Regions from separate parts of the Mus musculus genome. Here regions 2 and 3 are each linked to region 1. A link is a loop called in an ENCODE intact Hi-C map of the cell type or tissue named here. Cell type or tissue: left cerebral cortex. All regions are shown on one strand. Links, peaks and the distances in the headings refer to the core of each region. The heading gives the core; the rest is flanking DNA.

Region 1 (11,173 bases), core at 1,826-9,825:
GCCAGCTCCAACCTTTCCTGCTTGTAAGGTGGCTGCCTCGGGGGTTCCGTTGCCATAACAGAAAGGTGACATAGCAGTTTCTGAGATCCGTTTTTGGATGATCCTCCTTCTCCTCACCTCCCCCACCTGAGCCTACTCTTCCTCACCATCTGTGTCCCTGTCCTGCTCAAGTCAGTATACATGTCTAGACATGGTTTCTCAGAGGAGGCTTTTTGGACTTATTGTGTCTCTAAGGTTTGCCAAGGTGGTCTGCTGTTCTCAACTACATTTAAAAAAAACCCTTGAAGACCTTTTCAGCTTTACCATTTGCTCTTGAAAGGGCCCACCACTGTACTTTTAGGAGTAACTCATGGCGGTCCTGGTGCTGCCAGTCTATGGCCTCTTCCATCTAGTCTTGGAACTGCCAGGAGCAGCAAGTGCATCCTCTCTGCTGTGATGTCATATCTCAGCTCATCCTGTGGCAATCTCACCCGCTGGCTTGATGTTCAATGGAAGTCTAGGAAAAGAGTGAAGAACTACTCTATCATGAAGACCACATCGCCACGGGATCTTTTCTAGAATGTTTTCAATGGGCAGATTAATGAAGAGATGCAACACAGTCCTGACCTGGAAGATTCAGAGCTTCTGAAACCTACACAGATAATGTGTTTCCAACCCTAAGTCAGCCTTGGTCAACAGGCAAGCATTTGACACGGATACAGAAGAACAGTCAGATCGACTCTGAAGCAGAGACATGGTGTAGACAGACTTGCCTTACCAGCTAGCAAAACTCACCGTGAGATCTGCAAGATCAAAAATGTGGAGCTGGAGCTGTGGTCCAGTGGCACACTGCCTGCCTGGTGTGTATATACAAGGTGGCTGTGGTCCGGTGGCACACTGCCTGCCTGGTGGGTATATACAAGGTGGGGGATCCAATCCCCAACACCTGAAGGAGGGAGGGAGAGAATGGAGAAAGAGGAAAGTGGGCCAGAGGGGAGGGGAATATTTGACCATAAAATAGACAAGGGAACAAAACTGAATAGAATCCAAAATAGGACTTGTTTACATAGGAACTTTGAAGGCAAACAGATTTGAGGATCTGAGTTTATCCCCAGTACCCAGGCACACAGTCAGGCGTGGCGGTGCAGGCTCTCAGTCCCAACACTGAGGAGGCAGAGACAGACAGACCCAGAACCTAATCAGAGCGTTCCGGTGAGAGACTCTGCCTCAAAACACAAAGTAGATATCGCCTAAGGAGGAATGGAGGCCAAGGTTGTCCTCTGGCCTTTTCGTGAGTGTGTGTGTGTGTGTGTGTGTGTGTGTGTACAAATAAAATAAAAGAGAAAATCCGGACTAGTAAATATGTCGATATAAAAAATTATCAGAAGGGAATTCTTGGGGCTATCTGGGTGGCCTTTGTAATGATCACTAAGTGTAAACAACGGAGAAACTCTGAAATGGAAAAGAACGTATGACTGTGGGTGTCTTAAATATTGCAGAAGACAGCAAGAACTGAGCCCAATGAGGAGGTATGTGCAACACTTAATAAAGTGGCCAGGAAAATTCACATCAAATGAAAACAGATGTCAATCTTCCTCCATCAGATTAATAAAAGCACTCAAGGCTGCTAATGGCCTATGTCTCAAGAGTGGGGAAAGTCAAATCCTTGTGCAAGGCTCCTGGGGGTGAGAATGATTTTTCCTCAACGAATCTAACAACACCTAACTAAATCCCAATCAGAACAGCCTTTGACTACTAACAAGTCACTAGAGCTCACTCTCAGTAGCAGGCACTGGCATCTAGGGTAAGCAGCATCAGACACCAGAAAGCGTCACCAGAAAGCTCCCAGCAGCAGAGAAATGGAATACAACACAATAAACTGCAGTTTGCACTATTATTACACACCCACTCAAAGAAGGGGTTCAAATTTGTCACCAGTTATGGGCAAGGGACACATCACATTTCAAAGGGAGCGACAGAGTAAAATGTGGGTGGTAGACTCCCATTTTTCTATTCTAGAAAGAAAAGGAAGCATTTCACGTGTAAGCATTCTGATATACTTGTGACTGTGAAGTTTGTAGAGGGATATTAAACACCACTGGTGATGTCAGCTACCGATCGACAGAGCACTGATGGAGAAGAGAATCCATGTTTGTACATTTCCTGGGTTTTAGTTATGGCAACAGTTACATACTGCTTTAGGAATATTTTTAGAATTCTAGCAGCATCGCTCTTAAAGGGAACACAAAGACTGAGCTGCTTTGCCAGCAGCGGCTGTGCAGGTGACTTCAGTGTCCTGGCACTGGCAAGATTAGTCGCCTCAACTCAAAGGCAACGTGTCAAGACCCCACCCAGCTCAGTGCTCTTGTATAGTCAGTCACTGCAGAAATGTGCCAGAGGTTCATGCGTAGGGAGGCGACCCATCTCCTAACATGCCAGACAGTATAGCCTAGGACAGGGAACTCTACAAGGTGCTCCTCAGAATCAAAGCGCCATGTAGATTTTGCTCATCACTGACCTCTGGCCACAGCTTCTTCACCTCACCAGCCTCCAGCTTTGCCAAGCTCCCCTCCTACAGTTTAGAGCTAGAATGTCCCCTAAAGACCCATGTGGTAAAGACTTAGTTCCACATGGCATTTCTAGAAGGAGGTGGAGCCTAAGGGGGAGTCTTGAGTGACCTACAAGGGAACAGTGGGGCTCAGCCTCTTCCTCTTCCTTTCTCCTTTTGGCTATCTGGTTCAAAGTAAGCAGCATATACACTCCTACCACAATGTACTGCCCTGCCACAGGTCTGCCTGAGGCCAGGGACTGAAACCTCCACGTGGCAATTCTGTGAGTATACACAGACACACATATATACATATACACACCTATACACAGAGACACATACACACACATTCACACACATACAAACACATACACATATACAGATGGATATAAAAGTATACACACATATATACACAGACACATGTATATATATATATATATATATATATATATATACATATATATATATACACACACACACATATATATATACACATATATATATACAGACACACATATATACACACATTCACACATATACACATAGACAGACACAAACATGTACATACACATAGATATACATACACAAACACACATATATATACACATACATACATACACCTATATTCCCACATTCTTACACATATACACAGAGACAGACACGTATAAATACACCTACACATATAGTCACACAGACACACACAAGCACATACAGTACACACATGCACACATCTTACACACATATACACATGCACATAGACACACATATATGCACAGGCATTCATACACACACATACAAACATACATATACATACATACATATACATGAATACCCACATATATAAACATCTTACACAAATACACATATACACACAGAGAGACAGGCACACACACACACAGAACTTTTTAAGTTTTCTTAATGTCCCCAGCGTAATGTGTCTTCAAATTTCTTGACCCTTCACCTTTCAGGCATGGTTAGGGTTTTCCTAAGGAACAGAGGGTGTGGCTGCCTTGCCAAGGCAATTTCTTCACCAGCAGGCTCTCGTCCACCCTCTGCCACATGGACAGTTAAGCATCATCTTCAGTTAGGCACCTGGTGTTTCTAAAGTGAGAGCAGCTAAGTTCAAAGCCACATCCTGGCTCAGTGACCTTGGGGAAGTTACTGATTTCATCTTTATTCTTCTCAGATCACTCACCACAAGTTGCCAGGACTGCTTGAGGAGCAGCCCCTGAAAGAGGCTGGTGTGGCATTCCCCTGGCTAAGACAAGTGAGATGCCTGATGGAAACTCAGGGAGGGAATCAATTGGCCAAGGCCGAGTACCGGGAGGTACAGTCCACTAGGCTGCCAGTGAGCGGGCTATCGTCCATATAAAAGGGACTATCAGGTCCAGTACATAGTAAGTGCTCAATAAAGAAAAGAATTGTTTTTCTTCATATTACTTTTTCCTAAATACAAGAACTGTTGATATAACAATTCTTCACCAGGTCTAAACCACAAATGATCAAGAAGTTTGAGGCAGCAATTAAGTACCCAGTATCCTTTCAGAGGGTTCATATAGCAGAGTCCAGCACTAAGCCTAGTGTGAGTTTCCATAAAAACCTACCATCTTGGTCACCTATCTTAAAGACCTTTCAAGGTAGTTAGAGCAAATATATCCATTACCTTGGGAGACTGATCTCAAGAACCTCCAACAGCGGAGGTTCAAATCCCTTCTATGTCTTACAATTTGCATATAACCCACACACGGTTTCTTGTATGCCTGAAAATCATCTCTAGGCTGCCTAGAATAACTAATGCAATATAAATACCATGCAAATGGTTGCTATATTCTATCATTTGGGTATGAACTGACCAGGAAAATGTTGTGCATGTGTCTGTACAGATACAGGGCTTTCTGGATACTTTAGGTGTCTGGTTGATTGGATCCTTGGCTACAGAAGCCGCCGATGCTAAGGGCAGGCTGTATACGGAAGGCAAAGAGCCCGTGTTACTCACTCACGATCACATCAACATGCGAACCTGTCCCAACTGGAACTAAGCATTCTTTCTGCGGGGCAGAGACAACGTGTGAAAATTGCTATACGCTGTATTGAAAGGATTTAAAGGCTGGAGATGTAACTCAGTCTAGCACATGCCTAGTATGTATGGAGAGATTCCATCCCCAGCATAGAAAAAAATAAATTTCAAAACACTTGTAGCTGATTCAATTCTGAAGGTTAAAAAGAAGCCTGTGGGAAGACAGAGGGAGGGACAGAGGGAAGGAGGGAAAATGTGTAAGCATTTTATGCTGGGTTCATGCTATTCTCCAGAGCCCAGAGAAATGGAAGCCCACAGCCTAACGCCAGGACAGGACTCAGAACTGTGGGAAACTAGAATTAATCACCTATAGATGTTGAAGACAACAGCATTTGACATACAAGCCGAATTACTGTTTTTCATATGTAACTTAACTCCTGAAACAAAATGTAGGGGATGTGTATTTTGTATGTGTTTTTCTACTGTCTCTAATTAATGTTTTACTTTTGAGGCTATATATATGTATGTATGTATGTATATATATATATATATATATATGAAGAAAAGATATATTTCCATATATATATAAAATCTCTCTCTCTCTCTCTCTCTCTCTCTCTCTCTCTCTCTCTCTCTCTCTCTCTGTGTGTGTGTGTGTGTGTGTGTGTGTGTGTGTGTGTGTGTGTGTGTGTATAAAATCAGTTCTCTTAGAACACCCTAGGGAATCCAGCTAAGGCTCAGAGGAGGTGGGGGAGGCTCCGGAAAGAGCCAGGAATCCTTGCTAATTCACCAGCCTGCCACCTGTAGGCTGGTTCCAGCAGGCTGAAACTCAGTACCCACTAGACAGACATGAAAACAACGCATATTAAGTAATGCTAAAAACCGAGCAACAGATGTGTGGAGACTATATATAGGGGCGGGTTTGGACCACGGCTCCCTGGAGGCTGCCTCCCACCTCCTCTCATCGATCTGAACACTGGGAGCTGTGACCACACGTTCTGCCTTCCTATTCTGCTCTCCCAGATGAGTCCCCACCCCTGTCTGAAATAAGCTTTGAAAATTAATACCCCCATTTGGATGAACAGCCACACCTGTATCGATCCTTGTTTCCAGGGTAGTTTGGCTAAGATCTCATTTTAAACCAGACAAGGAACTTGCCAGAACAAAGGCCATTCCAAACTAAATAAATAAATAAAAGCCATGCAGGACTGGACTTTTTTTTTTTTTTTTTAATTACAAAAGTTAAGAACAAACGACGAGCATTGATTGCCAAGGCTTGTTTTGGGTCTTCGTAAGCGGAATTTAAACGCAGAAGGTTCACTGTAATGTATTTGTGCACCACTGACCAAATGTAGTTACAGATGTCAAGAGTTCTCGAAACAAGTGCCCATCGTTATAAATACCCGTGCCACATTTATCCCTATTCCCATATGTCCATGCTTTATTAATACAGAATATAAGCAACTTTCACCAAAACAATACAAAATACCAAAAAAAAAAAAAAAAGAAAGAAAGAAAGAAAGAAAGAAAGAAAGAAAGAAAAGAAAAGAAAAGAAAAGAAAAGAAAAGAAAATCATCTCGAACCAATGGCTTCTTTAATAAATGTTTGCTGGAGGAAACATTTGAGGGTCAAGAACCCGAAAATCAATCTGGATTTTAAATAGCACGCTCCTGACTCCGGATCTCCAGCAGGTCCAGCCAGACCGTCCTGGGCTTAAGGGGAAACAAGATGTCCCTGCGTCCGGGAGGTGCCAGAGCGGGGACCAGTCGGTCCTCTCCAGACTGACCCACAGCCCTGCGCGCCCCCGGCGAGAACCGCAGCGAAGGGAGCCGTGCACAGCGGGTACTGCACCGGGCTCGGGCGCCCCCGTGCCGCCTTGGTCACAGTCGCCCGCTGCCCGGGTCGGTCATCGGCGGCGAGTGGGGATCCGGGCAGTTGTCCCAGGCAGGCACCAGCCACCGACTGCTACCCACCAGGTGGCGAAGGGAGGGCGCCTGGCTGTTTTCCCCTCAGAAAAGTAACTCCGGGCGCAACGCTTTGGAGCGGCAGCGCGACGCGCGGCGGTCCCCGGAGTTCCCCGGCCCGGACTTGGAAACTGCTAGCCGAGCCGCAGCTGCCAGACCCGGGCGTCCGCTCCCCCACTCGGCGCCGGCCGCGTCCCCCGCCACTGCAGCTCCGGGTCCCAGCCCGCGCCGCCGCCGCAGACACTCACCGAGAAGCCGGCCCAGAAAGGGCAGGAGTGGCGCACGCGGGCGGAGGTGGTGAGAGCCAGCGCCGCGAAGCTCACGGCCACGATGAGGCATCCGAGCGCCATCTGCGTGGCCCCGAGAGCCAGCACGATGCGGGAACGGCCCGGGCACTCGCGCAGGCGGGACAGGCTGCGGGGCAGCGCGTGCGGACGCGGTGTGCGGGGGCCGCCGGCCGGAGGCATCTCGTCCCGCAAGCTCTCTCCGCGCTGCGCTCCTCTCACCGAGGCGCCGGGGCAAGTTGCGCTGGCTGCGGGGACCGCCTCCCCGCGGGCAGCAGCAGAGGCTGCGGCGCGCGGCCGACGCGAGCGGCTCGGGCCGGGCGGAGAGCCGGGCGCCCGCAGCCCGCACCGGTGCCCGCGCCCATGCCACCGCCGCTGCGCAGGGCCCGCCGGCCGCGCTGCGCCCTCTCCCGCTCGCCCGCCCGTCCGCGCGCTCCCCTGGCCGAGCGCGGGCGCGAGCCGCCGTGCCGGGCGCGAGCCGCCGCGGGCTTCGGGAGCGAGCCTAGCCGCTGTGCGCCGGGGCCCGGGAGGGAACCGAAGCCGAAGGGGGGGACAAGGCAGGGAGCAGGAGAGGTCGCGGGTGTGTCCTCCGCGTTGGTGCCTCCTCCTGGGCCGAGTCGGATACTGGGGAGAGGACGGACGGAGCCTGGACACCGGCAAGGACAGAGGACTCCGAGAGGACCCTTTGGCCAAGGCGTGGGAGCGGGGTTGTGGGACCTGAGGCTCTGAAAGGGCTTGGATGTCGATTTCCTGCGCTGAGCCCCAGGCGTGGCGACCTCCAGTTAATAAGCCTAGCCGCCTTCGTGCAGAATCACCCTAGAAGCCACCTAGGACACCCCTGGGGCAAGCAGCTGCCTTCTATCCACTTCTCCTTTGCGGGGCGTTTTATAAAACAAGTCCCAAGTTTAGCCTTTAAAACAGTATACAAGAGCAAATGTAAATGGAGGTTGTATTAAACAGCCTATACTCCCTCTTGCCCCCAGATTTAATGATTGGCTTCCTTGAAATTGCAAGGAAACCTGGAAATTCGGTTGTCCCAATGCCTTTTGTGGTCCTGTTGATGGGACAACTTTAAGCCTATCAGTGTTGAATGGAGTCTGCAGGGTCGGAAGTATGAAGGACTGGCCGAAAAGGAAAGTTGCAAAAGATGAAATTCAAAGGTCATTCTTCCATGACCTCTTGGCAGGACTTATGGAGTCCTCCATCCCTGTCTGCCTCCTCCCCCTCAACCCCCGCCCCATTGGATTGGAAATACCGAACAGTGTCCTCCCGAAAATATCTCAATTGCTGGTGCTTGAAATTTCAGCGTTAGAGATATTGATTCCTTTGGGGCTTGACGAGCCCCTATTAAAATGCAAATTCCCCTTGAAGGGGCAATAGCTCAGCCTTTATCAGCCAACACCTTACCAGGGATGGGATTTATTTTCCAATTTAACTGGATGGCCAAGGGATGAAGAGAGAGAGGGTGGGAATCCCAGGATAAAGTGGATGACCTCCAAATATTGGCCCGTGGCCAACTGCTGTCGTCTCTCCCAGTTCTTTATAAAATGAAATAAGCCTCTGGCCAGGTGTTTAGAGCGCCCTAGTACAAATTCCAATTTCCTGGAGGTATTTTCTATCTAGAAGTTCTCAGGAAGCATTTTTGTCAGTGCTTGAAACAATATCAAAGCGTGATACTCGACTGCCCTCACCTCCCTCGCCCATTCAGGCATTCTTCTGAAAACCGGCTCAGACTAGGGGGTCTAAGCAGAAGCCACCCATTTAAGGCTCTTAGAGGTAAGTACCTCAGCAAACAAAAACCAGACAGAAGCCTTGCCTCTAAGACATCAAAAGAGAGATAATCGGCATTACAAATGAGCAAATTACTTAGCTTATCCACATTGTATACTAGTCAAAATTATGTTTAAAAGTCCACTGTTTGGCAGGGAGAAGGTCTGAGACAAGTAAAAGCAGGCAGGCCCCCCGGGGGGGGGGGCGCTTTTTGGTCTCCGGGGGACTTTGTCAGCACACAGATAATTGCTCCAAAGTCAGTTGCATCTGGGTTCAGTGGGATAGAAAATACTGCTACACCTGCCGCCCCGGCGATTGGAAAGGAGCTTTCTGACCACACTGTAATCCAGAAGATATTGCTATCAGCATGGCAAGAGAGGGTGACAGGGAAGGGTGGGAGTGGTTCCAGAGGCGAACAAGAATTCTATTTGGAACTAGGTTCCATGATACATTCTGTCAAAGAAACTGGCTGCAATCTGCCATGTCTCAAGACCTTGAATAATGTTGAGCTGAAAAATATGGAACTAGTTTGTTTGGAAGACGAAGGTTTAAGACAGTAAAGCATTCAGACCAGTTGTAAGAAAGCTACTGTAATTATGAAAGAGACAATGACTGAAGAGAATCCTCCTGCACTGAATTAGGATACTTGGAGAGATGTCCTTAAGGTGGTAAGGGAAGACCCCATACATCTAAAACTCTACTTTGTGAAGATTCAAATTCATTTAAAGAAGAAAGCCTGTGCTAAAGGGTTCACTGTTCAAAGATGTGTCTGGGGACACATTTCCCATAGCTTAGCTATGGTCTAAAGCACCTGTGGTCTCAGGGTACCAACTTGAGTCTCAAGCTGGCAACAGAGCTTTGCACCATCATTCACATAGAACTGCTTTGGGAGGTGTGGAAGATTGGAGGATTATGGAGTCCCATTCTACTGCTTCAGTGATCAGCTGGGGACAGGATTGGGGTCCTTGCAAGAAGACCCTATGAGACCTTCTGGGTGATGTCAAGTTAAGTCAAAGTTGTAATTGGAACCCCAGGATATTGCAGATGCCAAAGAACATCCAATGGTGAAAGCTATAGTCATAGAGTTGGAGTAGAGCCAGCCTAAGAGAGGCTATGTGTGGTGCACATAAAAAGGTTGGGCAAGTGGGGCTAACTTAGGCCTTTGGAGCACAGCCAATTTCATCAAAAGCCAAACATGGAGTTACAGGATTTGTTGTTTTCCCTGCTGGATTTTGATCTTCCTTCGGTCCAAGCATTCCTCTGTTATACTCCTGTTCTTCCATGCTGAATGAGAATGTATATCTGTGCTAATTGCATGTCGGGAAGATGTTATTTTTTTTTTTTTATTTTATAGCAATTCACAGTTAGGCTATCACCTTGAATCTCAGATGAGGTGTGGACTTTGGGGTTTAAAAAGTTGGAATTCCTAAAGAGTGTTAGCAATTTTAAAGTTGGATTGTGATTTGCATTATGTGATAAGCATGGGATTCTGAGGACAAGGGATATATGGTTTAAAATGTCATCTTTGGGTATCAGACTGTCAGGGTGTGGAGCTGTGATGGTTAATATCAAGCCTCTGCTTGATGAGCTCTAGAATAACCTGAGGGTGCAGCCTCTGGGCATGCCTGTGGGGGATTGTCTTCATTAGGTTAACTGAGATGGGAAGACCTGCCCACTGTGGGTAACACCATCCCCCTGGCTGGGATTCTAAACTTCACAAACAAGAGAAAGTGATCTCAGCACAAGAATCTTTTGTTTTCTGTTTGCTAACTGTGACTGTGATCTGACAGATGCTTTAAACTCCAGCAGCTGTGGTGTCCCATCATGGTGGACTACAACCTAAAGCAATGAGTCAAAATAATCCCTCTGTACTCAAGTTCCCCTTGTCAGGGCACTTATTACAGCAGCAACAACAACAACAACAAAAAAAAAAAAGAAAGAAAGAAAGAAAGAAAGAAAGAAAGAAAGAAAGAAAGAAAGAAAGAAAGAAAGAAAGAAAGAAAGAAAGAAAGAAACTAAGACAACACTTAAGTTTGTGGAGCCTGGGACCTCCATTTTTCTGTTTTCTTCTCTGGAGATGAGGTTTGCTTTACCATGGAATCCCTGCCTTGTCATCGGGTGCCATCCAATAGATGAATCAGAGACTCAGACCAATGAGTCCACTCTATTTTGCATCAAAATCTCCAAAACAGTAGGTCAAGGTAATCGCATTTTCTTTATAAGCTAATTGTATCAGGTTTTTTACTATAGTAACAGAAGACTGGTAAATCATGACAATAAGAACATGAGCAATGAATGAAAAATTAGGTAGATCATACTCAAGGAACTAAAACCTTTTTATGAATCAAAGAACATTATTAAGAAAATTAAGCCCAGAAAATAGCATGTACTTGCAAGGATGTGAAGAAATAAGACCAGCTGTGCATTGCTACAACGTAATAGAGCCTTTGTAGAAAATGACTCTAAGGATTCCCCAGTGATTTATCAAGGAATTCCTAAGCACCTCTGGGTACCTACCCAAAAGAAATTGAAAGCAGAGACTCAAAATGTTTGTACATTCAGGTTCACAGCAATGTTGTTCAGCTATCCAGTAACAAATTAGTGGAGTCT
Region 2 (11,173 bases), core at 1,876-9,875, 63 kb before region 1:
GGACTCTGTGAAGGATTTCTGAACTGTGCTCATGGGAATAACGGCCTATGTTTTCCTCACTCTCAGGATAATGCTGGCTTCATACAGGTAGCTTAGAGGTGCTCTCTCCCTACCCCCATTGTGGAAGAATTGAAAAGTTCCAGAGTAGGTCTGATTTCAGCCTTTTGTAGAACTCCTCCAGGAAGCCAGCAGTCCCGGGCACAATCAGTTCTTAGTGAACCAATGCAGTTCTTTATTCTGTTCAGATGTGTAGTTCCTGAGTCACCACCTACAGCTTGTGCGGCTCTAGGAACGCATCCGTTTCCTGTAGATTACCTAATTTGTTGGTGTATAACGGCTCACAGCACTCTCCTCCCAGCCTTTGTTCTCTGCGGTATCAGCTGTCATTTTTTTTTCATGTCTGATTTTATTGGAATCTTTTCTTTCTCTTAGTCTAGTTAAAGTGTATTGCTTTTTAACTTTCTTTTATTTTGACAATTTCAAACATTAACAAATACACTGTATTTGTGTCATTTCCTTTTCTCCCCAATTCAACCCCTCTCACGTCCCCCAACCTTCTCTTGAACTCATGGCCTCTTCTATCACACACACACACACACACACAAAACCAACCAATTTGGATTTTTTTTTTACCTTATTTGCATGTGTTTAGGACTAACCACCTAAACTGAGGTCTCATCACTGAAGAAACAAACAAACAAACAAACAAACAAACAAACAACAACAAAACCAACCTGGTTGTCCCTCAGCAGCCTTGCTTGCCTACAGCTTTCCATTTAGGTGTAAGGGCCCTGTGAAACGTTCCTCCATTCATATTGGTGCATGAGTTGGTGTGGTTTGTGGAGGTCTTGTACGGGTAACCATATTGTTCATAGAAGTAATATCCCTGTCCAGTTGCCAGGCAGGAGTGATCCTAGTCTTCAGAACCTTAATTCCCAAGCCTTGAATGTAGTTGTGTAATATACACCCAATTCTTGGCTGGGCGTCACACAGTCATGTGATATCTGCATTTTGATGGGGTGTAGATCTTTCTAATTGCCTCTCCACCTTCTGTTAAGAAAAACAAGTTTTGTTGGTGGTGGGAGGTGAGGGCTGCCTTCATCTATGGATTAGAAGGCTCTATGCAAGCTGCCAAGGGAGAAAATGCATCCATTTAATCTTTTAAGAATGAGTTTTGCTGATTTCCTGTGTTTTTTTTTCTTGTGTGTATTAAGAATGTATATTCCGTTACCATGGGATGGAATACTATTATGTCTGTAAGGTTCATGTACTCTTCAATGCAGCTGAAATCTGTTTCCTTAGTGATGTTCTGTGCTGATGAACTGTTGAAAATGAGGTGTTGAGACCTTCTAGTGTGAGTTCTGTCTTTAAAAAAATGTTTGCAATAGCTAACCCAAGGACATCTCCAAGAAAAAAAAAATGATAGTAAGCACACAGTTACAAAATTTTTAGCCAAGAGAATGAATAGTGTTGTGGGGGTTTGAAGAAGATATCTCCCATATTCTAGGCATTTGAGTACTTGGTCCACCTTTGGTCATAATGCTCATGGGGCTTTGGGAGGTACAACCTTGCTATAGGAAGTATGTCAGTGCAGGAGGTCTTTGAAGCCTCAAAAGCCTCCTGGCATCCCCAGGTAGCGCTCTCAGTTTCCCCTCTTGCATTTAGAGATGTGAGCTCTCAGCCTCTCCTGCTACCATGCCTGCCAGCTGCCATGCTCCCCACCATGATGGTGATGGTGATGGTGATGGTGATGGTGATGGTGATGGTGATGGTGATGGTGATGGTGATGGTGATGGCGAAGGTGAAGGTAACAGACTCACCTCTGTGGAACTGTAAGCCCAATACACACCCTTCCATCTATAAATTGCCTTGATCATGGTGTTTTATCAGAGTGATAGATAATAAATACACATATTAACGGAATTATATATTCACCATGACCAAACAAGACTTGATTCCTAAAACATAAAATATGCCAAACATACAAAAATCAATCAACATAATAGAGCTTCTTAACAGAAGGAAGCACAAACCTACGTGACCATCTTGATTGATGGAGAAAAGGTACTTGACCAATTCCAACATCTTTTCATGGTCAGAAATACTCAACAGAGAACAGAAGGCAATTCCTCAGCTTGCTACCGGACATTCTAAGAAACTGACACTGATGCTGAAGACGGAAAAGATTCCCCACCTAAGATCTGAAGAAGGAAGCCGGGCATGGTAGCACACATCTTTAGCCTCAGTACTCAGAAGCCAGAGGCAGGTGGATCTATACAAGTTTGAGGCCAGCCTGGTCTACAAAGCAAGTTCCAGAACAGCTAAGCATACATAGGGAAACCCTGTCTCAATATATATATATATATCTGAAGAATGTGAGGATGTCAGTTCCCATGCAGCATTATTCTGGAGGTTCTGTCCAAGTACAGAAGTCACAGGCAAGAAAACTATATAAAAATGCATCCATAGACAGGCAGAAGTTAATTTCTTCCTGAAGATGACCCAACTTTGCAGTAGTAGTAGTAAATCTCTATAAAGAACACACACATATACATACAATTGAAGCCAATAACCCAAGCTACAGAATACAAGTTAAATATACAAAAATTCATTATATTTCTGTATACCAACAATGAACAATTTGAAAATTAATTTAAGGAATATAGCCAAAACTAAGGTATAATCTAGTGCCTCATGTAAAATGGCCTGGTCCTCGTACAGAACCTGTAGACACCCTCCAACATATTCGTAGGTCACAGTTAGTTGACTTAAGATACAAAATATAAGGAAAAATACTATATAAGTACTTTTGTAACTGAACTGTTTAGCAAGCAGTGCCAGGAAAATGGGAGCGTGTTCAGTAGAGATACCAATTATTTTCTCCAAATATTTTCATCCGATTTGTTTGAATTGGCAGTTGTAGAACCCTAGCTGGAAAGCCACACACATTCTCAGGGGGAATTACGAACAGGAATTTATGCAAATCAACCTGGATGCATGCACTAAACAAAATCAAGTTGCTAAATGCAAGTTTCAGAGTGGCACACACAGTTAATAATGCTTGTGTGCTTCTTTTAAGCACGGCACATCGATTATAAGACAGAGAAACGCAGCCTTGGACATACCCTATTATGACAGGACAGGCTAGAGGAGGGCACAAAACAAACAAACAAACAAACAAACAAAAAAGATGAAAAACTCCAAAGAAAGAAAGAAAGCTGAGGCAGGTATTTATAAGCGTAGGCAGCCAATACTCTGCATTATGTATGTAAGCTTCCGGGGAGTTTTAGCCTCTCTCTGACCTTTTCTGTTTGAAGCTCGATTAAGAACATTTTACCTGAGTGGAAGAAATATTTGAATTTTAAAGAGCAAATGCCAATGAAGAAGAGGAAAAACAGGCACGAGATACTCATGAAATGCTAAGCAAGACAGCAGCACACCGTTAGCATTTTTCGTCAGTCAAATCAGAAATGCTGGTGTCGCTTTCCCCGTGCCCAGCACTCGAGGTGGTACCCAAGGCTGGTGAGGACATAGGGGTGTGGTGGCTCTATCAGCTGGTCTTTACAATCCTGGGAAACACAGAGATCCCGAGCAGATTTGGGGAGAGGGGAAGGGGTCCTAAAGGAGCCCCTCCTAAAGCTGTGCAAGGATTGTGACGTGCAGACAAGCACTAAGCAGCCAAATGCCTAGTAAATAAGAAAATGAAAACCTCTAGTGAACTGAGATTTATGAAACAGGCTATGAATATACAGTGGTAAACATGAAGACAATATTGTGACACGTGGAACTGAGAAGATGGTTCAGTCCGTGAAATGCTTGCCAGAGAAGGCCAAGGACCCCAGTCCTGAGCCCAGTGCACAAGTAGAAATCTAGACAAACACCTGTAATCTCAGTGGTGAGGAGGTGGTCACAGGAGGACCCCTAGGCTAGCCACCAGTCTGGTCAAGTCGCTGAGTTCTGGGTTCTGTGAAAGGCAATATCTTAAACAACAACACACATATGTAAAAAACACACACACATATGTTTGTGAATATATCTATGCATATCCTTCAAGTCAACCAAATGTAAAACAAATACACTTTTGAGTAACACCTATATTGAATGACTGTCTCCACTCATTTACTACATACCAGATATTATAAATCATCAAGAGATGGTTTAATAGGAAACACAACATTTTTCAAAGGTTCTACACAAATGCCATGCCATTGTGTAAATGGACACACATCTTAGAATCTGCAATGTGCTGGAATCAGTCTCTGGGACATTCTAGAGAAGGCTGTACTTAGAAACCACCCCAAATGCACATAAATATCTCAGTCTCTGTCTAGGCCAGGAACCTGATAGGCTACTTCTAAGGAATAAACAATGGCTTGATGGAGGAAATGAAGCATCTATACTCTTGAGCGAGCGCGCGCGCGCGCACGCACACACACACACACACACACACACACACACGTGTGTGTGTGTGCAGATGCTAGGGATCCTCATACTTGAATATTAAGTGTTCTTACCAATTGAGCCATCTCATGTCATGACACTATTCCCAGGGAATACTGAATCCCAGACAGAAGAAACAGCAATAGACCAAAGTACATATACACTCAAAAACCAACGTCCAATTTCTTAAACCAACAAGTTTTATTGGGGTTACTTAATGGAACTAAAATGACTCGATGACAGCCACATCACCAACATCACCAAAGCCCACATCGGCATGAGCAATGACTCACCAAAGATGGAAACCTGGAATTCACTGTACCACCTGCAGGCAGCTTAACAAGTTGAAGGCATCTCTGCCAGGCAGCTTGGCTTTTCTGAACCTCGTCTAGGTGGCTCTTCATGTCTGGTAGTGCTCTCAACAGTCCTTACTATTTAGGGAAGAAGAAGCCTAGAATATCTGGTCAGTTTCAGGGACTTCCTGAAGCTTTTAAGTTGTTTATTTCCTGAGTTTCAAGGACCCTTCCTTTAGAATACCCTGAGTCTCTTTAGGAGCTTCCCTCCAAGTTGAAATGTTTGATCTCAGAGGAAACTGCTGAACAACACATCTGAATCTCAGACAGAGAAACAACAATAGACCAAAGTGCAGATACACTCAAACACCAACGTCCAATCTCAACGTCCTCAGCCTCCAAACCATACTTTTAAAATGCCTGACAGATGAAACTCATCCAATCACCTAATGATCCCACTAGGAAATATATTCTAATCTTCACAAGAAGACAACAGGAGGGCAGTAGCAGTGACACGTCTATCCATCCAGAGGAGCATGACAGACAGTGAGGTGACTTTGCTACTCAGTTACCTTGGAATCACTGATGTCTGGTCTTCCATCATCTTCAGCCTTCACAGAGGTTCTCAGTGTTGCACATGTAGGACACTCTCTTGCCTCAGCCCATCTAGAACACTGACTGAAAGGCAGTCAACAGTGGGGCAGTGTGTGCTGACATAATGCCACACACCCTTTACTATAGAGATACATTCAGCAAGGGGGTGCTACAATACTCAACTATCCCATTCTGCAATCAAGATACCTATACACAATTTATTCCCAGCCAAGTGTTCTCACACAGTTATGAAATTAAGCCAAATGTTTTGCCTCACCTGGAGTTTCTAAATTTCCTACAGTGACCGATGTTATTGCTAAAATTAGAAAAAAATGTAAATAAACATTATTTTTAAAGTTAGAAAAAAGAAAAGGAGTGAACCCACAAGATTTTCAAGCAACTAATGAAGATGAAACATTGGAGACTCTCACAGGCCCAGGCTCCACCCACAGACACCTGTTGTCTTTGCCTTGTGCATAATTACATTTTTGTATTACTCATCATGGAAAGGTTCCCAGAGTGCATTGCTTCAAGCTCCATACAACTAAGATGTTTCTTGGGAAAAAAACAAAAACAAAAAAAACGAATGCATAATACTAACCAATGTCCTCTAAGAGAGAGACGTGGAGAGAGTTCCACCTCGTTAAGGGCTAATGCAAACCCAGAGAACCACATTCAGGCAATAACCCATCACCATTCTCCTTCTCTGTAGGCCATACGTTTCCCTCAAACTTGATCACTGGCGTTCTGCTTCCCAATGGGATGGAGATAAGGGTTAGGTAAGCCATGACGGTGGAACCCTGTGTGTTAGAAAACAATAAAGCTCTTCCCTCTCATGGAGGTGTGGGTGGGGCACAGCACAGAGGCAGCGGTCTGCAGGCCAGGAAGCATGTCCTCACGAGGAACCAAATCCACAGGGGACTTGGCAGTCTCTAGAGCAGGGGGACTGTGCATCCGCTGTTTAAGCCGCCCAGTCTGTGGCATTGTTATGCGGCAGCCCAGAATGACTAATATACCTGTCCTCCATCTCTAATAGCTACAGCAGGACATGCCCAAACCCTGTGGACCCTCCATTCTTCAGACTTCTGCCAAGCTGTGGACTGCTGAGGTTTTCTATGCAAGTGGTCCACTGCCAACACTTGGTAAATGCTCCAGGGAGTAATCGGGCAGGCACTCCTCCTTCTCTAGAGTCCATTAGGGTCTTCACAAGTCCTCTTCTCACCTACAGTGAGACTTCCTTTTGAAAGACCTCTCGGAACACTCTCCTTTGTGTGAGGCCCAGACCTTAAGTGCTGAACCTTTAGGAAAAGCAGCTCGCTCGCTTGTTCACTGCCTTGCTTTAACTGAGTTCTCTCTGACCTTCAAGATGGCAAATAAAGAATCTTGGCAACAAGGAGGGACCCCAGCTTTGCAGGACCCAGAAACAAAAGGGCCAGCTGGCAAGCCTGGCTGAACACTTAGCTCCCAGCACCTTTGCCACATGAGTCATTAGACTGAGCGTCAAAATGTGACGTTGCTAAGAGCTCAAGTCCTGTAAGCTGCAAAGGCACCAAGAACACTAGGGTTTCAGGGAGGCTTGTTTGAAAACCGAGTCTATACTAGCAAGGGGCTTGGAGAAGGGAACACTAGTATGTTTGTAAAAGCCATGTCTTCCCTGTCCTCGGAGAGTGGGCTGCACGGGTGCTAGACACACCTGCCATGCTGCAGGAATTCTCCATTCCAGTGAAGCTGCCCTATCTTCATTCAGCCAATGGTGAAGGAACAACTCGAGATCATAAACACCGCTCCAGATCAAAGAGAGACATTGGCACTGCCCACAGCCTGCCTGGCTGTCCCCATACAGCACTGCTAGCGAAACGCAAAGTCTCAATGTAGTGAACAGAGCTCCCCCCTCCTCTTGCCAGAAGCCCCTCCAAAGTCCATGTCTGAGCTTTGGGGAGCAGGGTCGGCTGGGACCAGATTTAAGGCACATACTTATGAACCGTCTTCCTGGTGCTAAGCACTTTTCTAAACCTCCAGAGAACAAAACAGGAATCTCAGCCTTGTGGCCTCTACGCTCCAGAGGAGAGACCATCAAGGTAGAAAAAGGAGGCCCACGAAACAGATGCATGTTCAAAGGAGCAAACGGCTCAAACAGAGGCACACGAGTGACGGGTGAAGACAGAGTACTTTTTTGTTTGGTCTTGGCTAGTTTTTAAATAGTAAGAATGCACAGCATGAAAATTTCCAGCCTAACTATTTTTAAGTGTGCAGAAATGAAATGTTAAGTGCATGCAGTTTGTTACACAACAGATCTCCCAAACTTTCTCATCTCTATATTTATTAAATAACACCCCTCTCACTCCTTCTCTGGAACCCTACCCACACTGTTCTTCCCTGTCTCAGTGAGTCTGACTTCTCCTGGTGCCTCACTGAAGTAGAATCACATATGATGCACCCCTCTGATGACTGACTGGACTCCACAAAACGCCCTCCAGGTTCATCATGCTGCAAGCTGAGCCAGAACCTCTTTCCTTTTTTGTCTCATGGACAGCATTCCACAGTACATGCGTGTCACATTTTGTTTATTGCTCTCGTGTTCATAGATACTTGGGTTGCTTCTGCCTGAAGGTTATTAAAGCACTCCTCTTGAAACACGTGTGCACCAAAATTTGCTCTAAAGCAAAAGTTCTCAACCTATGTGTCGCTGCCCCACAAGGGTCACAAATCAGATATCTTGCACCTCAGCTACTTACATTATAATTCATAGCAATGGCAAAATTATAGTTATGAAGTGCCAACAAATTCATTCTATGGTTGGGGGTTACCACAACACGAGGAGCTGTATTAATGGGTGGCAGCATTAGGAAGGTTGAGAACTGCTACTCTAAAGAAAGGAATAACTTTATAGACAGTGATCAAGTTGGTTTCAGTGAGAAAGACTTCATCATAGCACAAGCTACTCAAACATTCAACAACCCTAACTGAGGGACAAACCTTGAGCCAGACAAGGCAAGGAGCCAGGATAGGTCAGCAGACATCCTGAATTAGGAGCACAGATCTCCAGTAGAAGCGAGACACTCCAATGCTAACAATACCGTAACTTTCTGGGAAAGAAGGGCCATTTATAAGAAATTTAACAAAACGTGCACAAAATCTATTTATTTTAAATCTATTTATTCTCTGAGAGTTTCATACCAATATACAAAGTATTCTATCACATCACCCCTCCAGCTTCTTCCAGAGCCCCAACACATGTTCCTTCCAAATTTATGTCCTTTTTTTTTAAACTCACTGAATCTAGTTAGCGCTCTCTGTGTGTGCGTTTGTGTGTGTTTGTGCGCGTGTGTGTGTGTTTGTGCGTGTGTATGTGTGTTTGTGTGTGTGCATGTTTGTGTGTGTTTGTGTATGTGTGTGTGTGTGTGTGTGTGTGTGTGTATGTGTGTGTGTTTGTGTGTGTATGTGTATGTGTGTGAGTGCAGGGCCATCTACCAGAGCATGGGCAACCTACCAGGGCCCACATTGCTAAAGAAAGATAATTTCCTTCCCCCCAGCAGCCATCAACTGCCAATGGCTCTTACAATCTTTCTGCCTGTTCTTCCACAATGGTCTCTGAACCTCAGGGTGGGAGCATGGGGGGGGGGGAGCGATGTGGATGTCCTATTGAGGCCTGCATATCTCAAGATCAGCTATTTTCAGCATGTGACCAGCTGTGAGTCTCTGCTAAGGAAACTTCTCTGGCACGGGGGAGGGAGCGGCACAGACAAGATGGACCAACGCATGAGCATAAGTATTCAGAGAGCAATGTGATGCTACATCCATGTAGTGAAAACACAGTAACAGGTTTCCTTCCTAGGGCCTATGAGTACCTTTGTGGACTTTCTGTTTTGTTTTGTGTGTATGTGTGTTTCTTGGCTTTCATTTTGGCTTTGCTTGCTTGCTTGATTGCTTGTTTGCTTGCCTGTTTTGGAAAGAGAGAAAGAAAATAATGTAAAGTTGGCTGGGTAGAGGGGTGGAGGAGCTGGGAGGGTCTGGAGGGGAGGAAAACATCAAAATATATTGTATGAGAAGATTAATTTAAAAAAAGATTCTCTCTTCCCAGATCTATGCAGACTTGTGTCAAGTTGACAAACCAAACAGTCCAGACAGTAGATCTATGTCTAGCTTTCTGAGGATCCTCCACACCAATTTCCATGGTGACTGCAGTAGTTGATGTGGGTCCAAGTTCCACCTTACTGCTAGGGTGTGCAAGCTGGCATTCCCAACAGCAGTGAATAAGGGCTCCCCTTTCCCCACATCCTTGCCATCTATGGTTTAAGTTCAAGAGAAAAGAAATCCCATCACTGAGATGGCCAATTCCAAAGAACACACTCTATATCAGAGTCCAATGGACTCCTGGGAAGCAGCCGAGACAAGCCTGAGTCACTCTGCAGGGGTGATGGGACATGGTGTATGTGGAGACGGTCCCCAGGGCAGCAGCTTGGAAAGGGGACAGCTGAGTTCACAAAGGACTGCATCTGACACACTGCTATGCATGCCCAGGCACCAGGGCTCAGAGAGCAACTGGGAGATGAGACCACGTGGCCTGTCACTCCAACTAGAGCAAAGGAATCCTGTCTTTGCCAACACACACACAGGATAAAATTAATCATAGCAGGAAGACTGGGGGGAGGAGAGGAGCCAGCACAAGCTTCTCTGGTGGCAAACAAAACACCGTATGCTAACAGTGACACAAATGTTCCCTTACTTGGCTCTGGAGGCCTTGCTGGCATCTCCGAGGGGCTCTCATTTCATCCCTGAGAGCATCTGTAGAAACCTGCCCTGAGTCTGAAGAGGCTCTCTGTTGTGGGGAGGGGCCTATGTGTGACTGACCAATCATGAAGTAGAGCTGCCTGTCAAAATGGACCGTGCTACAAGACCTCCTGCCTAGGAGCTTGAATTTCGAAGAGTGATTAGATGACTGGACACTCCAATGCAAAGTTTATCTTGAAACAGTATGCTTAAGGAGGAGGTCACTCAAAAGGGAAGCCTTCTCCTCCCCGTCCCCTTCTCTCTCCCCCCAGCCCAATCCTTCTCTACCTTGATGTGGAGAGCTAGTACCACGACTCAGGTATGCCCACCATGACTCAGGTATGCCCGCCACTGAGCAGAAGCCCAGGGCGGCACAGTAGTAAGTCCAATACCCTCTGCTTCCGACTCTGCGCTTTTGTCTTCCAAGCTGTTTACAAATGTTGCACTGACAAATGAGGAGAGAAAACGGTAACATTGATAACTTCCATTTTGATTTCATGGCCAGACGGACTAAAGGAATATGTTCCCTTCTAGTTTATGAACCTATATCGTAATATGGGTATGTTCTCACTAGATGCGTGGGATTTGGTCTCTTAAGCTTTTTAGATGTTGTTTAAGGCACTGTGATCTTCACCGACCATTCACAAGCCCTCTAGACAGTGTTCTAGACACAAGGGAGAGCAGGGAACAAAGGAGACAGAAAGCCTCACCTTCATACAGTGGGGTACAGGAGAGGGCAGACAAGACTAATACCCACAACACACAAGCAGATCTTTCAGTTTGACAGAAGACAAGTTATGAGACCAATCAACTTGGGGCAGGATGAACAGTCATTGTTGTCATCAAGTCAGACCCCACCAAAAAAAGCCTCTTGTGATAAAAGATCCAAGTCACGCTGACATGCTAGGGGAAAGAAATTTTATCAGAGGGAACAGCCCCTGAATATCAGTGAGCTTCAGAGAATAAGATGTTTAAACATGGGTTTCAAAGTCTTTTTAATTTTAAATTAAAAAAAAAAAAACTTCTCTAGTGATGTGTTAAATATACTTACATTCTTTTTGTGACAATAAAATAAA
Region 3 (11,173 bases), core at 1,781-9,780, 49 kb before region 1:
GAGCCAATGCAATTTCAATCAAATCACAGCAGTCTCCATTGGCGGGGGGTGGGAGGGGGTGGGGGGGCACCAAAACAACCAACTATCGCTAAAATTCACATGCATAGTCAAAAATCATAGAAGATAAAATCAAAACCATGTAGAACACTAGCTCAGCCTTTCAGAGGGCTGTTCAGAGGAGCCCTTCTCTGTGAATCCCAGGTATCAGGGCTGTCTAAGGAGGCATCAATGAACACATGTCTAAAGTGCAATCTGAACACCATGAAGGACAGAAATAGTGCCTTAGCAAGGGTTAGATGCTGTCCCCCTAAAGCTGTTGGCTGCCTTTCGGTGTAAGGAGACTGGGCATCTCTAGAGAGATGTGTTCCACCAGGGTCTCTCCCTTCCATTTGCTTTGTCTCCCCTCCCCTCACTGCCTCTCATGAGATGGTTAACATTATCACCTTGTCAGGATCTACAATTACCAAGGAAGGATTATCTAAATTAAGTTAACCTCTTGGCATACCTATGAGGGTTTACCTCAATTAGATTAATTAAGGTGGGAAGAAATTATGGCAGGCACCATTCCATGGACTGAGATTCTGTCCTGAATAAAAGGGAAAGCAACTCCACACTCAGGTTCCCTGATGGCAGACACAATGCATATGCCCACATACAGACACATACTCAGATACATAATTAGAAATAAAAAAATAAATAAAAAAGAGCCAATTTACAAAGACACAAAATGTAAAATGTTAAAGTTTATAGAAGAGAGGGTCAGCAATATGGCTCAGCTGGTAAAGGGGCCTGCTGCCAATCCTGACAACCTGAGTTCAATCCCCAGGACCCATGTGGAAGAAGAGAACACACTTCCACAAGTTGCCTTGTGTCTTCTGCATGCATCCTCTGGCACACACGCTTGCCCACACACACATACACTCATGTACGTATTAAAGAAAGATTGTATAAGGAACAAATCTATACATCTCTAGACTAAAGAAAAACTTCAGTATATCAAAATATATCATGTCTTGCCTTTAAAACGTGCTGTTATAAGAAAAGGCAATCCACTTCCTGGAAGGAAATATTTGCAAAGTACAAAACTAGTACAAAATTTGTAGCTAAAAAAGAAGCTTTCAAATTAATAAAAAGATTAATGTAAGCAAAAAAAGGAAGAAGAAAATAGAAAAAAAATAATCTCTGTTCCATAGACATGATGAGAAAATTGGCAGAAAGTTGTCAAATCAACTTTTTTTAGAACTCGAGATATTTTAAAGCAACTTGTCGCAATCTGCGCACAGTTCTTTGAGTGGATAAGAGGAACACTGAGGCGCAGGGCACGACCTTTGACCTATTTTCATCTCACCTGGAATTCTCTCCCTCACCCTGAAAACCAGCACACGGGTCATGCCAGTGCCTGGACAGACACAGCAGGGGTTCCTTCAAAGTCAAAGTCATAGTCCCAGAGAACTGTCCTGACTTGACCTGTCTGCTGTTCATCTTGTAGAAACACTAGGAAAACATAGTCCACTCAGTGTGACAAGGCTCTTCCTGGTTGGGAGGTCCCCAAAACAAGAGAAGGTACCTGTTGGCCACCAGAGCTGTAGAGATTTTTTTTAAAAGGGGGTTGGGGTGGGGTGGGGACATAATGACTTGAGGACATGAGACATCTATGTCTCCTGAATAGGTCCTTAGGAAAGTTCAATATAGTCCTGAAAATTTAAAGGGCATCCACACAGGCAGGGCCATGTCCCTGACAGAGATTGTGTCTCAAGCCCAGGAAAGGCCTGGGAAAGCTCCTGACTCCCTCCTCTGACTGATGTGAAGGCTCTATCCAAACAGCAAGCAAAGGCCATGGCAGACTTCCAAGTGCCTGGCTGGGGAGTCAAATCCTATCTGTAGATGACTTGATTGTCTCCATAGGAAACCCTAAGCCATCTACCGACGTACCAGCAAAGGCCATGCATGTGTCCAGCCAGGTTTCCAATACAAAATCAATACACAAAACCAGTTGTCTTTCAGTACATATGCAAGGAACAGATCAAAAATAAGAATAATTCTACCAATAACATCATAAAAATACTCAGTAAAAAAAAAAATTATCAAAAGTGACCCAAGCCTTGTATATTGAAAACTGAAAGTGATAACTCAAGCAAAGGAAGGGAGACCTGGATGAAGGAAAAGATGTCACATTTCTGGGCTGGAAAACTTAACGTTGTTTAGATGCCAACGTCTTCAGAGTGATCTACAAATCAAATGGAATTCCTACAGAAACCTAGCCAGATCTGTATTAAAATAGACAAGACCATCCTGCAGCTCGTATGGAAATGTGATCCAGAGAACATGGAGAAAGTAGAACAGAGCTGGACCACTCAAGACTTTTTGGTTCCAAAACCTTACCACAGAAATACGGGAATAAACCCACACTTCAGTCAGCTGGCTTTCAGGGAACGCTAAAGTAACACAATACAGAAGGAGTACACTATTCAAAGAGTCATACAAGACAACTGGAAAGCAGAATGAAAACGAATAAAACTAAGCTCTGGTCTCCCATCACACATAATGTAAGCCACCACGAATGGCTTCAAGACTCACATATAAAAGCTAGAACCGTGAAACTCTTAGGAAAAAAACAAAAACAAAAATTAGTGAATGCAATCTCCTATTTTTGGATGAAGCATTGATGGTTTCCTGACTGTGACACAGAAAAAACACTGGAGGAGCAGCAGCAGCAACAACAACAACAACAACACCATAGGGAAGCTGGATGCATAAAATGAGACGCCATTCCCTTTGAGGGACACCACTGAGAAAATGAGAAGACAATTCACAGGACAGGAGACCATTTTTGAAATCATGTATCTGACATGGATCCAGCACCCAAAATACATAAAGGCACCTCACAGGCAGTAGTGATCAAAACAACACAACTGAGGGGGAAAAAATCAAGCAAAGGATTTGAGTAACAACATCTCCAAACATGATACTCGAAAGGACAAAAAGTTTGGCATCTTTATTCATGAGGGAAAAGTAAAACAGAAGCAGAGTGTGGCATAGGCCCATGGTGATCCCAGCTACTAGTGATGCTGGGGCAGGAGGGTCACAAGTTCAAGGCCTGCCTGGATTGCAGTGCCTTATGGGTCAGCCTATGAAGCTAAGCAAGACCCTGTAGGGAGAAAGAGAGAAAGGGAGGGGGGAGGGGAGGGAAGGAAGGGAGACAGAGAGGGAGAGAGGGAAGGAGAGGCGAGAACAAGATGGGGGAGGGAGGGAGAGGTGGAGAGGGAGATGGAAAAAAGCACTCTGGGATGTAGCCGAGTGGTACTGTGCTTATTATTAGTGAGACTGTGGACTCAAGACTCATTATCATGAAGAGAAAAATGAAAAAACTAAGTGTTGGCAAAGTAAGAAGCTTGCCCTGTGGCTGGTGGGAGGCGCCACTCTGGAAAACGATTCGACAGGCCTGGGATATTCAATGTCAAGTTACAGATGACGCAGCTTCGTACCTAAGACCGGAGAGCATCTTCTCCCTCAGAGATCCATACAGAAAGGTTAGTATTGGCATCAGCCACAGTAGCCAGAGAGGCAAAACCATGACCAGGCAAACACAATACATCACCATGGACCCAACTCAGCCACAGTATGAAATAAAACCCATTAGGTGCTTCAGCTTGTGCTAACGTCGTAAATATTTTTTGCCAAGGACAAGAAGCCCACCATAAAAGGTGACTTCAAAACACCTTGTTGGGGGAGAGTGAATCATACGTAGCAAGTCCATCAGTCAGTTCTGCTGTGGTGACGGTTCCAATGCCATCAAAGTTTCCAAAGCAAAAGTACAGTGTAGAGAACAGGCCAACGAGAGGCCTTACAGAGGGGCAAGGGCCACCAGGCAGCTTTAGAGTTAGTGGTCTCCATCCTGCCTTTGGTGGCGTTTACAGGAAACTTTTCTTGTGGTAAGAGGCACAGAAGTACTCACTAGAAAACAAAATCAGTACTCTATCCCCAGAGAGCCAACAGAGGAATCAGGCCTCCCTCAGCTAACACGCACATTCCTCCATAACTACGAAAGAAACTTCTGCACATCCGGTATGAGCAAGTTTCACCGATTTACCTCAAGAATGAGCTAATCAATTCTGTATTCATTAAATCCAAATGTTTCCAATGGGTAGATTTAATACGCTATGGCAAGTGGGGGGAAGGTGTGTTCTACATAATGAAGCACAAGAATTAATTGTTTAAGCTTGGATGCAAAAACAGGGAAAATTAAAATTCCATGCGCATGATATAATGCCACACTCGGAGGGAAACATTTCTGTAGAGTGAGCTGAACGGCAACTGTGAACATTGCAGTCACCTGGTACAAGAGAACGAGAGTCTGTTGCAGCGAAAGTGTCCCTTGCTCAAGACCAAACCCTCCCCCAGGCTGCGACGTGGTTCTCTTCTTGCACAACGTTCTCTGCAAACTATTCCTTTCCTTCCCTGAGTTCCCTAGCAAACCCCAGCTTTAAGACAAGCCCGAGTTGGGCTCCCCTCTCTCCAAAAACTGATCTACACTCAACACATAAGGCTCTGTGCCTACTTGAAACAGTCAGCCTGTTCAGACTCCCGGGACCCGACGTGGGCACCCTGCCCAGTGGACTCTTCTAAGGTCCCTTTGACTCACACAGGCCTCCATCCTTTCAAACTTCTCAGGTCTGCAAGTGAGACTATAAGCAACTGGTCCTGTTGACCAAAGGCTTGATACCCATCAGTCCTGCCAAGACTTTCATGTAATTCATTTAGCAAAGACCTGGAGAGCCTTCCATGTCGGGGGAAGGGGAACGGAGAGAGAGAGAGAGAGCTCTAATGAAGACTGCAGATTCAGTGGTTCCCCAGTCTCACAGACAAGAGCTCCAATGAAAGGCTGTGTATTAAGGACAGTAGCAGAAGGCAGGGATGGCCAGACAGGTGTTCCCTATTACTACTGTGACACCATACAGCATCTGACTTCACAAAACTCCCAGTGAGGTCTGTAAGCCCTCTAATACCTTCCTAATAACAAGCAACGGTTTCCACGTTAAAGGCAGAACACAAGATTAGATGAACTAAAAACGATGAGTCTGAAGGAGTAACCATGTGTCCTTGTGAAGTAATGAGGTGATGCCCACCCTCCTGGCCAACAGCTTCCAGCAGAAAGCCAGCCTCTGACACCCAAGTGAGAGTCACTTGGCATGCTGTAGTCAAGACCATCTGGTAGGATGGCCTCATGCCCACATGAGAGATAACGAGCCAGTTTGAAATGGGAAAGGAACCCAAAATAAAGATGCCAAAACAGAACCCATCAACTGAGCCAAATGGTGCTTCCTCAGCAAAGCACTATGATGGAGAATCGGGGTCTCGTGGTAAAGAACTGCAACTCTGGACAGAAGGAGGTTGTGTGCCATGATGGCGTTCTGTATGCTGAAAACCCCTTGTACTACAGTGCCCTATAGATCGCTGCACATTTCTGTATTCCAAATGCCAAAAAGAGAAACTAGCTAAGCCAAGAAGAATGACTACAAAGACTGTTCATAAGACAGAATAATATGCAGCCATTAAAAATAACTGGGTAATACCACATGACTCAAATTACATGTCATTTTATCTGCCTAAAACTCCATTCTTATAAATGCTCTTCCATTTCATGCGATTCTGCTTAGGAATCTCACTCCTACTCTTTAACCCACGAGCCAGTGTGGCTGGTCCAGGAATTACACCATATAATGCCAAGCAGGCCAGTCTGTGTCTTCTCCAGGATCAAAAGCCTCTTACACAGCCTCCTTGCTGTGAACACACTAGGCCCACCAGAGTTGCCAGGGGCAGAAGTCCACATACACACCTGTGAAGATGTGGCACAGTTGCACTTGTGTGCACACACGGCTGTCTCACTAAGGCACATACACACTGAACTGAGAAAGTCTGGCATGAGTGTGCATTAGTGGCATGGGGGTGCAGTTCTGTGCACACTTGGCTGTCTTGCATAAGACCCAGGATCCCCCACATTCACAGGGATGAGAGGCAGGAAGCAAGGTTACCCCACATGCCAGATTCAAATGAAAGGGTTATCGCTGATGTGTTTTAATAAGTTTCAAATTGAAGGGAAAGTTCTACGGTCTGTCATTGCCAACACAGCAAGCTATACCCCATAACTTCTCTTCTGGGTCAGCTTCCTTAAACTGGAAATATAGTAAAACAAAACAAGTTATAAACAACAAAGGTCAGACCTCCACCGAGGCCACAGACACATTTGAGCACATACTTACTTTTGGGAACTATGTTTCCAAGGCCTTTCTCTGTGTCAAGCATGAGATCCTCCTAGAATATTAACTCTTTACTTCTCAAAACACTCACTGATGAAGGTCCTTCTACTCTGGGAAGCTATGAGGGATGTGATGTCCCTTAAAAGGCTGATTTTCCTGCCTTCGGCCATGGCATGCCCAAATAACAGGCAAGGAGGAAGAGGGTGGAACTTCTTCCAAAGGTTTTCCCTGTATATTCTGGATCCTGGGTCTCCATTAGTGTTCTTGTGTGTTCTCTTTGCTACATACACACACACACACACACACACAGAGAGAGAGAGAGAGAGAGAGAGAGAGAGAGAGAGAGAGAGAGAGAGAGAGAGAGACCACCACCACAACCACCAAACCTTGATATCTGCTCCACCCCAATCATCTCTCTCCCATCTCCACACACACCCCCAAACACACTCTACTCAACAGCACCCTCATAAAATCCAACATCTGTTCTGAACTCTGAGAAAGTTCTAGAACAGTGAAAACTCGTCAACCTTCCTAATGCTGCAACCCTTTAATACAGTTCCTCATGTTGTGGTGATTCCTAATCATAAAATTATTTTCATTGCTACTTTAGAAGTTTAATTTTGCTACTGTCAGGAATCATAATGCAATTATCTGTGTTTTCAGACAGTCTTAGGTAACCCCTGTGAAGGGGTCGGTGGACCCAAAGGGGTTGTGACCCACAGGTTGAGAACCACTGTTTTAGAAGCTCTAGGAAGTAGATTCAGTAAAAGGTATGTCACTGGGGGTAAACCTTAGGGTATAATACCCTTAGCCCTTCCCATCAGTCTCTCCATCCTGTTGCCTGTGATAGGAATGAATATGCTCATCTCACACCCACCTACCCACTGCCTCGATGGTCCACTCAACACAAGGAGCCAAGTATCCAAGGGCTGAGCCCTCTGAGACCATGAGTCAAATGCAACCTTCCTTAAGGTTTGGCTTTTTTTTTTTTTAACTATTCTGGTTACAGTAGTGCCAAAACAAAAACCTAACAGAATATATAAAGACCTAGAAAATCCGCTGACTATACTCCAGGCCTGCAGCCTGAAGCTCTACAGAGTAGGCACTGATGGCCATACCTTTCTCTGTCGTCTGCACAATTTCTCTCTTCCTTTTCTGCCCCCACTTCTTGGACCATTCCTCTGCCTCTTCTAATTCTCTGCCCAGCTCTAGCATTGCTCTCCGGGATTCTGTCTCAGCCACAAGTTCTCTCACACGGTCACTATTGGGAAAACACATCTTCTCCTGCAGCTTAGCCACCATCTCTGACCCAAGGAAACCCAGACATCACAGCATGAACTAGAAATAGGAATCACCACAAAGGGAAAAGGACCAACTCTGAGCTGTCAACCATCTTCTAGCCTTATACTCTATGGAGCTTCACCCCCAAAGCTCCATGAGGCCAGAATGTTTACACACTAGGAGATCCTTAGGATGGAGACATAGTAATATTTGTGGGGTTTGAAATATTACACAAATCATAAACAAAACTTAGGGGAATTAATACCAAAGATTTAAATAAGCCCTCTAGATTTACTTCACATTCTCTTAAAACCACTAATTATGGAGGGCACACAGCTGAGCTATACATTGTCAGTTTCCTACTGGCTTTTTCATGAGGCAATGCCTCTGGTGTGAGGCTTATAACAGGTGGCTATCCCAAAGGAGCTGAAGGGGTTTGCAGCCTCATAGGAGGAACTACAATATGAACTAACCAGTACCCCAAAGCTTCCTGGAACTAAACCACCAATCAAAGAAAACACATGGAGGGACTCATGGCTCTAGCTGCATATGTAGTAGAGGATGGCCTAGTCGGTCATCAATGAGAGGAGAGGCCCTTGGTCCTGTGAAGGTTCTATGCCCCAGTATAGGGGAATGTCAGGGCCAGGAAGCAGGTGTGGGTGGGTTGGTGAGCAAGGGGTGGGGGGAGGGGATAGGGGGGAAACTAAGAAAGGGGATAACATTTGAATGTAAATAAAGAGAATATCTAATTAAAAAAAGAAAAAAGAAAATAAAATAATGCCCTAGTCTGATCATAATGGAAGTCTGTGGATCCATCTACCTCCTGCTGGGAATGACAGATACATCTCATAAACAACATCCTTAGTGGGAGTTCAGGGCTGCCTCACCAAACTTCCAGCCTTCCAAGAGATGACCTGAATGCAATGACATGTCATATGGAATGGCAATGCCCACTCTTCCTCAATTCTGGTGAAAACAATATAGAATCATTTCCAAATGTCAGGGATCATGATTTTACCTTACCCAATTTTCTATCAATCATATTTTCACAGAATTATGGCTCAAGAGTACCCCATAATAAAGCTTTAAAAAACTATGCCTGGCGGTGGTGGCACACGCCTTTAATCCCAGCACTTGGGAGGCAGAGGCAGGTGGATTTCTGAGTTTGAGGCCAGCCTGGTCTACAAAGTGAGTTTCAGGACAGCCAGAGCTATACAGAGAAACCCTGTCTCGGAAAATAAATGAATAAACAAACAAACAAACAAACAAATAACTAAGTTTCTTCATGGAAACCTGAGGCCACTCTGGCCAAGCACACCACTTCCTCACCAGAGCTTATCAACAATGATACTGAACATGAGGAAAGACTGGACATCTTTCTCCACATCACACCTGTCCTCTCAAGGCCTTCCATTCAAGCTCTACTAGATTAGCTCTATTAGATTAGATGCAGCGATGCTGGGGAGCCACCCTGTGCAATACCACAACACTGAGCTAGCTTGGCCTCCTCCCCACTGGGGCAGACACATGTTTCCTCTTCCTGACCTCATGCCTTCTCACCAACTCAGTAACCTCCAGTCCCTCAGACTTACCGTAAGGCCCATCATCATCAGATAGGATGTTTATGAGAGATGAAGACACCACCAGCAGGAGGGACTCAGCCATTCCAGAGTGAAGTCACTGTGTATCCACACTTTGTATATAAGAAGGTAAACAACTTTAAAAACCTCCCCATGACCAGAACAATCACCAAACTCTGTTTGGCTCTGCTTCTTTCAAAAACCAACCAAAGTCCAACTTTCCCCTTTTGTTCAAATGAGCAGCCTGGCCACCTCAGTCAGGGTTAGTGTCAGATCCCTTCAGCCCAAGTCTGTTGACTCCAGATTTCATCAAAAGCACCATGACTCTCTTGTCTGCAACATGGGACTGGTCTCTTTTGTGTGCACACTGTGATCTTCACTCCTATCAACATGATCCCAAACTGAGCTTAGGATAGGTTCTCGACATCCCAGCTCTGCCCCTGACTCACTACAGAAGGACCACATGCACACCATCATGCCACTCGAGGCTGCCATGTACAAGGATGGTGCTTTCAGGAGTCCTCCCTGAAAACTGACAAACTAGCAGGGGCAGTCTCCATGTATGTGCCACGTTTTGAGGGTACTTGTGGTTTATTGTAATCAGTGCGACACACAGACCCAGAAGTGAGTGTCATAAGGAGACTTCATTCAACAGTTCTCAAGAAACTACAGGCACAGCTCATGACAGAGTCTACCAGAGAACCACCCACCTCCAGACAATGGCTAATGGCTCTTGGTTGCCTGCCTGCCAGAATTCGATGGTAAGACCCTATGGCTGAAGGCTGAAGACATCACGCACTTTGGTCAAGGGACATGAAGAAGTAAAGCTGGTACTGACTAGAAAGTGTCCTCCCTCCCTGCTGGCCTCCATTCCCAGTACCAGAGAGTGCTATGCAGACTGCTGAAAGGGGAAGGTCAGCCATGGTCTTACCCAGGTCTGAGTGTTGTGAACCACAAGAATGACCATCCTGACAAGACCTGCCTATGGGTGTAACAGTGGCACAAACATCATGGGGGTCACCAATTGCTCACAGCTTGGGTTTAGGGTCCGCTTCACAGGAGAAACACATGGTACTGTAAGTCTGGCTAAAAACTATAGTTGGAAACCTCACAGATCCTAAGGGTGAACCTATTAATATACTGATAAGTAGAAAAAATATCAAACTGCCCTCTAAACTTATATCCTATACCTAAAGATTAGTTTAACTTTCAGACTTCCTTAGAAAAGTTTCCTTGTATGGTGGCTCCTATAGAAATTCACAACTGTCAAATGTAGATGATGTGCCTGTGGTGTTCAGCCATAAATGGACCATCTACGTCACAGCTCGCGTCAAAGCTCAAGGGCCATTCCGTGAGAGGACTGAGTAGGATTAGAAGAGCCAGAGATCAGAGATGACTGGGTGGAAATAGTATTGTGCAGACATGGAAGGACCATCAAACTCATTGTACCTCTGGTATCAGCACAAGACTAAGCCATCAGCATTTTACCATGGAGTGGAAAGGGCTCACAAACCTCCATTCCTAACTGAGGAGCTGTATAGATGTGTGTGCGAGGAAGCTATGGATGCCTTCTGGTAGACTGAGAGTCACTTTTCTTTAGTGATGAGGGCCCTGGTAGGTCAACCACACTCCAGTGGATGGTTCTACACCAGGACTATATGTGCAACAAAACTGGACTCAGTGGATTATGTTTTTAATGGGGACAGGAGGCTGGCAGAGGGCACAAAGGTGGTGGGGTGACTCAGTAGTTATTGGGAGGAGTGGTCGTGAACATGGCCTAAATACATTGTATGAGACCCTCAAAGAATGAGCAAAAGTATTTTAATCGTATATAGATATACTGTACAACATAGCTTGAAATATGTACACACTGGAGGAAAGGCAAAATTGAGCTAATTAATAAATCCATTACCTCACACACTTCTTTCTCCATGCCAGCAACACTTCAAATGCACAGCAAGTCTGCAGTACACACTGCCCAGTTGGGAACTGGAGCTGTCATCCTGCACACTGGCCTCCTGAACTGAGCTGAAAGTCTGCACTCTCCCACTCTCA

Evidence for each region. Hi-C counts contacts between places; a loop is a spot of excess contacts. Peaks named below come from ENCODE experiments on the same cell type or tissue, not always from the same donor. Only the 100,000 strongest peaks of a DNase experiment are listed, where the experiment ranks them.
Region 2: it touches region 1 in a loop (4-fold over the local background); 5 of 42 quality-filtered maps call a loop at or near these places.
Region 3: it touches region 1 in a loop (2.2-fold over the local background); 5 of 42 quality-filtered maps call a loop at or near these places.

Annotation. Positions count from the first base shown.
Region 1 is chr7:65,149,348-65,160,520 of GRCm38, forward strand. It overlaps Fam189a1 (family with sequence similarity 189, member A1), which reads right to left and starts at 7,181. Exons shown (of 10, transcript NM_183087.4): 1 at 6,758-7,181. The coding sequence starts at 6,976. In left cerebral cortex, for the core only: CTCF peaks have their summits at 5,366 and 6,408; DNase peaks (open chromatin) are centred at 2,161, 4,676, 5,411, 6,426 and 2 more places; H3K4me3 peaks cover 2,557 bases; H3K27ac peaks cover 1,874 bases.
Region 2 is chr7:65,085,889-65,097,061 of GRCm38, forward strand. The region is part of intron 1 of Fam189a1 (family with sequence similarity 189, member A1); the gene reads right to left. Among named protein-coding and RNA genes, the nearest start is that of Gm32963, 44 kb to the left of the region's middle. In left cerebral cortex, for the core only: no CTCF peak of the experiment used is centred there; DNase peaks (open chromatin) are centred at 5,799, 6,855, 7,012, 7,632 and 1 more place; H3K27ac peaks cover 1,620 bases.
Region 3 is chr7:65,100,020-65,111,192 of GRCm38, forward strand. The region is part of intron 1 of Fam189a1 (family with sequence similarity 189, member A1); the gene reads right to left. Among named protein-coding and RNA genes, the nearest start is that of Fam189a1, 51 kb to the right of the region's middle. In left cerebral cortex, for the core only: a CTCF peak has its summit at 5,701; DNase peaks (open chromatin) are centred at 2,358 and 5,219.